Linked DNA regions of Homo sapiens: region 2 is linked to region 1. The links are chromatin contacts, found by Hi-C or POLR2A ChIA-PET in ENCODE. All regions are on one chromosome and are shown on one strand. The core of a region is the stretch at or near the end of the contact, and the rest is flanking DNA. Distances in the headings are between cores, read along the strand shown. Region 1 holds the start of ABLIM2 (actin binding LIM protein family member 2). Region 2 overlaps SH3TC1 (SH3 domain and tetratricopeptide repeats 1).

Region 1 (5,673 bases), core at 631-3,130:
ACACATTGCCAGTTCCAAAGGGCTGGATTGATTCAGAGGGTCTGAGCTGAGCTGGCCACCCAGCAATGACCATCCCAAACTACCGAGGGCCTCCCAGGTGTGGGGCTCTTCATGTTGTACCTTGTCCCCTCCAGGCAACCAATGCTACTGCTCTTACAGGTCAGGAAGCCAAGCTCTGGAAGGTGCCACCTATGCCTAAGACCACCAGGCAGTCACCATGGTTCAAACCCCAGTCTCTGCCCCCAACTGCCCCAGTGCCCCCACACCCCTTCTCGTCAGATGCAGAGGAGAGATGCCAGCACTGCTTCTGAGGCTCTCCCTGATGACAGGGGGGACCACAGGTATCAATTATGGCCACAAGAAGCATAAAATTACTCTGTGTGCACCCAGCCATTATCCCCACCTGCCATTAGATAAATGTGTCTGGAGGTTCTGCCAAGTCTCAGGGTGCCCTGCTCCCCAGCCACTCCCAGATAACTAGGTTGGCCATTTCAGAAATCCTCTTCCAAAGGGTTCTGCCTCTGACCTCCCCAACCGCCTGCCATTGCTCTCAGCTACTCCCAAAGGCTCCCGGCAACGCCGTCCCTCCTTCCTTGGATTGGAGGGGGAGGGAGACAATCTCCCCAGGGAGGGGAGTCCCTGGCCCTTAGCCCCCGCCCCCTTCTAGGCCTACAGCCCACAGGAAGCTCTTACTAAATTCACATTCTCTCCCCAGTCCGATCTCCCTCAGGGGAAGCGGCTGTCCCCATTGGTTTCTGCACCATGGCCAAGGGCCATACTGCAGTCCCTGGCGCGACAGGCTTAGAGGAAAGAGCACAAGAGTCAGTGAGCCCGGGGTTCGAATCCCCGCCCCCCCTTCCTGAGCCAAGCAAGTGACTCAAGCCTGGTGCGCCTCGGGTCACACCCTGAAAAATGGGGTGACAGCCCTTCCCTGCCGGGAATGCAACGACAAGCCCTCAGCCCGGTGCGGGCCCCAGGAGGCTCTCAGATCCGGGCATCCTCAGGCCGCCTCCAGGGCTCACCGCCAAGGGCTCCAGTTCTAGGTCTCAGTTTCCCCAACAGCACAAGGCGCGGCTGGGCTCCAGCGCTGTGGGATTTTTCCAGCCCCGCACAGAGGCTGTCAGATCCCGGAGGGTGGGTGCGGCGGGAAAGGCAGGGGTGCGACGCGCAGGGGCGAGGGGCTGGAGACGCGCAGAGATCGGGTCGGGGCCGGGTCTGACACATGCGGGCTCCGGGTCCCCAGATCTGCTGCGGAGAGTCCTGGGCGCCGAGGGTCGGCCTGACGCCCCCAACCCAGGCGCTGCCAGAGCGGCGCAAGGGCGGCGCCCCCAGCTGCAAAGCCCCGCCTATCATCTCACCTCTGCGTGCCTAGGTCTGCTGGGGCCCCGGCCCTTCGCCCGGACCCCAGGCCCCCGCGCGGACCCTGACCGCTTTCTGCAGCCTGGAACAACCCGGACCCCCGTGAGAAGCAAAGAAGGGGCGCCTTCCAGACATCCTGGCGCAGCCACGCCGGCCGGCGCGCTGGGAAAGGATCCCCGGCCCGCGCCACTGAGCTACGCGCTCCGGGCGCAGGGCAGAGGGCTGCGCTCTGGCCCCTCGGGGCTGCAAAATCCTGGAGCAAAAGTTGGGTGGAGCCGCTGGGTGATTTTCCCCGGCGTTGCAGGTGCAGCCTCCGAATGCCACCCAGCCCTTGCGGCGCCGCGAGCCAGCGCGGGGACCCGTTGGTCCCTCGGTCCCCAGCACCCACCTGCACTCATCTCAGCAGCCGCTCGGAGTCGGGGCGGCCCGGCGCTGCGACAGCCAGACCCTCGGGCCCGCAGGTGCCGCGCCCGCGCTATCCTCCGCCCGCCCGCCGGCTCCGCGCCCGCTCCTTGCGCACACGCCAGGCAGCGCCGCCGCAGCCCCACGGCGCGCAGGCCACGCCCGTGCCACGCCCACTCTCACGCCCCTCCTGGCGGCCCCGCCCCGCGCCCCCGCTGCCGCCCGGGAGCACCCTGGGAAGTGTAGGCACCTCGACGCCACCGCTCCGCCTGGCTCCCCAGCTGCGGGGCGATCGGACTACAAGTCCCAGCACGCTTCGCGGCCAGCGCAGGCGCAGACGGGCGACGGCGGCTGAGGCCTTTCGCAATCGTTCTTAGATCTCTGCAGAGCTGTCGCCACGGCCTGAGGGGCGACGTGGGGACTGCCGCTCACGGAATCCGGGAGTCGCTAGGAGAGCGGCGCAGGGAAAAGCGAGCTTGGTGCAGCTCTTCTTGAGTAGTCGAGCTACAAGGCGCCTGAAGACCTTCTGGGCCAACTCTTCTTTACCAGTTTACAGAGAGGGAAACTGAGGCGGGGGCGGTGCTCGGGCAGGATTAGCCCGCATCCGTCGGCGAGGCTTGCACTGGTGGGGATTCGTGCGCAGGTTTCCTGCCTCCGGGCTTGGGCTGTCCGCGCCTCGCCACCCACCCCAGGCTCCCGTCGCTCCTCGCCGGCTGGCGCCCAGCTGGGGGGTGCACCGGGAGAGGTGGCGCGGCTCACTTCGGCGCAGTCCCCGGCCCCAGCCTCCACGGTGACCGGCTACCCTGTGACATCAGGCGCCCAGCACAGGGCCTGGACGCGGGTGCAGGAGAGGGAGTCAGGGAACGGGGAGGAGCAGGGGTCCCCACTGTGTGCCTGGTGCGACAAAAGGCGAGCTGCAGAGAGGTCGGGAGGAGCCGGCAAACACAAGGATGCCCACCAGGCGCGGAGGGCCTGGGCTGGAGGAGCATTTAGGATGCAGAATCGCGGGAACCTGGCATGGAGAGAGAGGCCAAGGACTTTTGGCTTGGGCCAGGGCTGTTTGGAGATGCTTTCAACAAGTGGAAGAAGATTGGGCACAGAAAATGTAGACTGAATGGAACACTGAGGCAGGAGCAGGTACTCCTCCCCCTCCCTCAGCAGCAGCCATCTCCCCCAAGAGGGGCCAGGATGGGAGGCCAGGAGTACAGTGGCTCAGTGGGGGAGCTGAAGTCCTGGGGAACCAGCCAAGCCCCACACACCCTAGAAATCCAGGAGGCCCAGCTAGGTGATTCTGCCCGCAGCCGCAGGGTTCCCATGCCAGTCCACTGGGATCTTGTGCCATGTAATTGAGGGGGCGCCAGATCTAAGGATCAGTGAACTAATGTGTGCCATGACCCAGTGTGAGTTGAGATCAATAAATGTCTTTGCTTTGCTATTATTATTCTCTGTGGCTAACATAGGGCCTGGCACAGAGCAGGCAGTCTGCAAATATCTGTTGAATAAACGGAGAGAAGGATAGAGGGGAGGGGAGAGTGCTGGCACCTGGCACTCCTGGATCATAGCCTGAGAGGTAGGCCAGGCACCCACCTGCCGTAGGTACACCCTGCTGCCACTTGCCCTCTAAGGAGCTCTCGGTCAGGCTCCCCCGCAGCCTCTGTTTCCTCCCTCTGTTTCCAAAGGCTCCTGAGAACCTCCCAGGGGTGCCATGATTTCCCCCACACAGCCTGGTGAGGACGGCAGGGAGCCCTCACACCTCTCTGCCAAGACCCTGTGAGCCAGAGGGTGGATGTGGGTGCCCCATTCCAGACTGGTTCCAGAGCCCAGGACAAGGGGCTGGGGAGCCTTAACAGTTCTCAACCTGGAAGGGCCTCGGGGCCATGTGGTTCCAACATCTTCTTTCACAAGGGCAGAAACCAAGGCCCAAAGACATACTGCCTCAAGTCACCCAGCAAGTTAGTGACAGGGTGGGGCTTGAGCCAGGTCTTTTCTTTCCTTCCTGCTCCGTGTCTGCTGAACTGGGACTTCAGCGAATCTGCTGGTTGAATTGAATCGATTGAAACAGACTTGGTTCTCTGTCCATGGTACTACAGGCCAGGTGTGACCTCAGGCAACTTGCTTGCCCTCTGTGTGCCTCAGTTTCTATATCCTTCAACTCACAGTGCATACATACCCCTTAGGATTCTCAAACACCTTCAGTGTGCTGGGCTTTCTAGTCCTAGTGAAGAAGATAGACAAGAAATCATTTCACATGCCACAAGATTCATTCTAGAAAAATGCTGCCCCTCTTATTTTTTAGCAGGCCTGGTGGGGTGTCAGGGGGTCTTCAAGGGGCTCATGGACACAGGGAGGCCCCAAATATGTCAAACCAAGGTCCTTTAAAGGTTTATTAAAAGGGGACCGGGCGCGGTGGCTCGCGCCTGTAATCCCAGCACTTTGTGAGGCCAAGGTGGGAGGATTGCTTGTGCTCAGGAATTTGAGACCAGCCTGAGCAACATGGCAAAACCCTGTTTCTATAAAAAATACAAAAATTAGCTGGGTATAGTGGTGTGTGCCTGTGGTCCCAGCTACTCTGGAGGCTGAGCTGGGATGATTGATTGAACCTGGGAGGCGGAGGTTGCAATGAGCCATGATCGGACCACTGTACTCCAGCCTGGGTGACAGACCCTATCTCATGAAAAAAAAAAATCATTAAACGTGCATTTAGAGGAGGGCCTTGGTGGGTACCTTGGAGGGTACCAACATGGAAGCAGGAGCCCCTGCCCTCCTCCTCCAGCCTCAGCTCACATGCCCTTCACCACACAGGGAAGCCCTGCAGTGACCCATGCCTCCTTCCAGCAGGCAGCGGGTAGAGACCTGAACTCCGGGGGCTCCCTTCTACCTCCAGTGCTTATCCAGGTTCCCTGGGGGCTCCCATCCCATTTCAGTGGGGATCCTATCAAGCCCCTGATAGGCGGGTGCCCCAGGCAGTGACCTTGAAGGCCCCAGGCCCCATTTGCCCATTTCCACACCCACACTTGGAGCACGGCCCTTGGCTGCACCGCTCCTGCCTGAGAATCTGCCTGCTTCACTGGACTGTGGACTTCTCTGCTCTGCAGAGAGGAGTCTTATACAGGGGAAGAAACTTGGCCCAGGCTTCTCATTCCGGGAAGCACTAGGGGGAAAGCTAGAGTTTTCCAAGGCACCAGCGTAAAGGGCAGGATTTCCTTCACCCCTCCTGGTGCCCCTGGCTGGAGGCTTCAGGAGGCACCCCTGGCCTGGCCTCCCTGGGACGCGCTTTCAGGCACTCTGCTTTCTTTTGAGATTAGGAGACACTTAGAGGTGATGTGTCCACCTTTCCCCTGCTCTATGATGGGGTGCTCTGGGCTTCGGGGAGGACAGCAGTGTTATGGGGGTCTGCCAGGTGCCGGCCCAGGGCCAGCAGGAAGGTGACAGGCCCACAGGAGGCCAGAAGACAATGGTCAGAACCCCCAGTAGGACCCTGGGGGAAACAAGAGCACCCCCTCCTTCTGAGTGTCCTAACCACTATTATGGGATGTTGGTTGTTCCAGCGATGGAGGGAGCAGAATGCAGAGAGGGCAGCCCCAGGTCCGTGGCCTATCACACCCCAGGTCAAACCATCCGAAGCCAAATGCTGCTTCCCTGGGGCTCCAGGTTTACATGTGGGGTCCCGGACCCGCTGATAGAGGCAGCCATAAAAAAACAAAAAGGCAGCCAGGTGCGGTGGCTCATTCCTGTAATCCCAGCACTTTGGGAGGCCGAGGCTGGCAGATCACGAGGTCAGGAGTTCGAGACCAGCCTGGCCAACATGGAGAAACCCCATCTCTACTAAAAACACAAAAATTAGCCGGGCGTGGTGGTGCACGCCTGGAATCTCAGCTACTGGGGAGGCTGAGGCTGGAGAATTGCTTGAAC
Region 2 (2,500 bases), core at 1-2,500, 70 kb after region 1:
AGGGCAGCTTCGGGGACCTGTTCCTAGTGGTGGCTGTGTACGCCAACCTGGCCAGCATTTACCGGAAGCAGAAGAACCGGGAGAAGTGTGCACAGGTGGTGCCCAAAGCCATGGCCCTGCTCCTGGGGACGCCTGACCACATCTGCAGCACCGAGGCGGAGGGGGAGCTCCTGCAGCTGGCGCTGCGGCGGGCGGTGGGTGGCCAGAGCCTGCAGGCCGAGGCCCGGGCCTGCTTCCTGCTGGCCAGGCACCACGTGCACCTCAAGCAGCCCGAGGAGGCCCTGCCCTTCCTAGAGCGGCTGCTGCTTTTGCACAGGGACTCGGGAGCCCCAGAGGCCGCGTGGCTCTCAGACTGCTACCTACTCCTGGCTGACATCTACAGCCGCAAGTGCCTGCCCCACCTGGTGCTGAGCTGTGTCAAGGTGGCCTCATTGCGGACACGGGGCTCGCTGGCCGGCTCGCTGAGGAGTGTGAACCTGGTGCTCCAGAACGCCCCCCAGCCCCACAGCCTCCCTGCCCAAACTTCCCACTACCTCAGGCAAGCGCTGGCCTCCCTGACCCCGGGCACAGGCCAGGCGCTGCGCGGCCCCCTCTACACCAGCTTGGCCCAGCTGTACAGCCACCATGGCTGCCACGGCCCGGCCATCACCTTCATGACGCAGGCAGTGGAAGCCAGTGCTATTGCCGGAGTCCGTGCCATCGTGGACCACCTGGTGGCCCTGGCCTGGCTGCACGTGCTTCATGGGCAGAGCCCGGTGGCCCTGGACATCCTGCAGTCTGTCCGGGATGCAGTGGTGGCCAGCGAGGACCAGGAGGGCGTGATTGCCAACATGGTGGCCGTGGCTCTGAAGAGGACGGGCCGGACGAGGCAGGCAGCTGAGAGCTACTACCGCGCCCTGCGGGTGGCTCGGGACCTGGGCCAGCAAAGGAACCAGGCAGTGGGGCTGGCCAACTTCGGGGCCCTGTGCCTGCATGCGGGTGCCAGCAGGCTGGCCCAGCACTACCTCCTGGAGGCCGTGCGGCTGTTCTCGAGGCTGCCCCTTGGGGAGTGTGGCCGGGACTTCACCCACGTGCTCCTGCAGCTGGGCCATCTCTGCACCCGCCAGGGCCCGGCCCAGCAGGGCAAGGGCTACTACGAGTGGGCCCTTCTGGTCGCCGTGGAGATGGGCCACGTGGAGAGTGAGTGCCCCAGTTCCTTCTGTGTGCCTTCCGGGGCCACTCGGGTCAGGGCACACCTGGGGTTTGTGATTCAGACACAAGCGGTGGTTTTTCCACCATCGAAAGTGCTGAGTCATGGCAAACAGCAGATGTTGGCAAGCGCCCTGGAGACAGGCAGTTCCCACGCAGGGCCAGGCCCTCTCTGCCCTACTGGGGGAGCCAGCTCCTCCCGGTTTGCCCAGGGACCATCCTGCCTTGAGCACTGAAAGTCCTGCATGCTGGGAATCCCTGAAGTCTGGGCAACGGGCGGTGGGTCACCCTAGACATAACCCTGGAAGCGAGGCAGGCTCCGCTGAGCTGGGACTTGGGGCCCCTCCATGAGCCAGGCCCTGAACGCCGGTGCTTGTGCCCATGTTATCTGCTTGACATCTCGGCAGCCCTGTGCACCTGTCATCCCACTTCACAGAGGACGCAGGGGCGGGTGGTTACCCAAAGCCGCAGAAAAGTTTATGCAAAAGCAGCTCGTTGTGCAGAGTGTGCCACGTCCCACCCACAAATGGGGCTTGTGGGGTCCTTGGGTGGCAGGGGCTGAGCATGGGAAAGTGAGCTTCAGGCCAGAGAAGCCACAAAAGGGTGAGTGGTGTGATGGCGGGGCAGCTCTTGGCCCCGGGTTAGGGAAGCCTCTTTAGTCTGGGGCCAGAGGGTTGAGAAGATTTAGTCAAGTAATACGTGGTGGGTGAGGGGCTGGTGGTGTAGCCTGTGTGAAGGCCCAGGGGTGAGCGAGTAGGGGTGAGTGAGTGGGGGTGTGATGGGGGTGAGTGAGCAGGGGGTGAGTGAGTGGGGGTGTGATGGGGGTGAGCAGGGGGTGAGTGAGCGGGGGTGTGAGCGGGTGAGCGGGGATGAGTGGGGTGTAAGTGGGGGTGAGTGAGCAGGGCCTATGCAGGGAGGTGCAGAGTTGGGCGTGGGTTGGTTGGGTGCTGGATGGTGAGAAGCTCTGCTGGAGAGCTAAGCAGGGCCTGGGGCCTCAGGCTGTGGCTTGGCCTTTTCCCTAAGGGCACTGGGGAGCCATCTGCCCAAGGAGGAGTGGGGGGGTTCAGACCCAGGCTTCTTCCCCAGGGCCATTCTCTGACTGCAAGGAGACCCTCCAGAAACCCGGCACCCCAGCCCCCACAGCAGCCTCCGGTGGGTCCTGGCACAATAGCCTGTGGCACCTCCTACGAGGCCCTCCCCGGGGTGCTGGGGGATTCAGACTTGGAAACGCAGGCCAGGGAACGAGGATCATGCTTCCCTGTCTCCCCACCCCGCGTTGAACAGTCGAGGAGACCGGGGGCCAGGGGACGAG

What was found. A loop is a pair of places that touch in the nucleus more often than their neighbours do. ChIA-PET counts read pairs that join two places held with the same protein, here RNA polymerase II (POLR2A). Pooled maps may share reads with other maps.
Region 2: a map of B cell shows a loop between it and region 1 (6-fold over the local background). The contact joins the enhancer-like site here to the promoter of ABLIM2 in region 1. A Hi-C loop is called at or near these places in 8 of 168 maps with a recorded cell type or tissue (B cell, CD4-positive, alpha-beta memory T cell, CD8-positive, alpha-beta T cell and 3 more), 11 of 37 single-sample maps with no recorded cell type and 13 of 50 pooled maps. POLR2A ChIA-PET finds 5 or more read pairs at or near these places in 8 of 52 experiments (AG04450, B cell, BJ and 5 more).

What each region holds. Positions count from the first base shown.
Region 1 is chr4:8,156,933-8,162,605 of GRCh38, forward strand. ABLIM2 (actin binding LIM protein family member 2) reads right to left here and starts at 1,881. Exons shown (of 21, transcript NM_001130083.2): 1 at 1,748-1,881. The coding sequence starts at 1,757. RefSeq lists silencers at 1,598-2,087, 2,428-2,487.
Region 2 is chr4:8,227,466-8,229,965 of GRCh38, forward strand. SH3TC1 (SH3 domain and tetratricopeptide repeats 1) reads left to right here. Exons shown (of 18, transcript NM_018986.5): 12 at 1-1,179. Among named protein-coding and RNA genes, the nearest start is that of SH3TC1, 29 kb to the left of the region's middle. RefSeq lists enhancers at 1-158, 1,148-1,407, 1,500-2,170 and a silencer at 1,928-1,987. Within about 2 kb of position 1,251, at least 22 of the 41 ENCODE cell types and tissues checked have a DNase peak (open chromatin) inside an H3K27ac peak, as active enhancers do; they include B cell, CD4-positive, alpha-beta T cell and CD8-positive, alpha-beta T cell, where a contact is called at or near this core.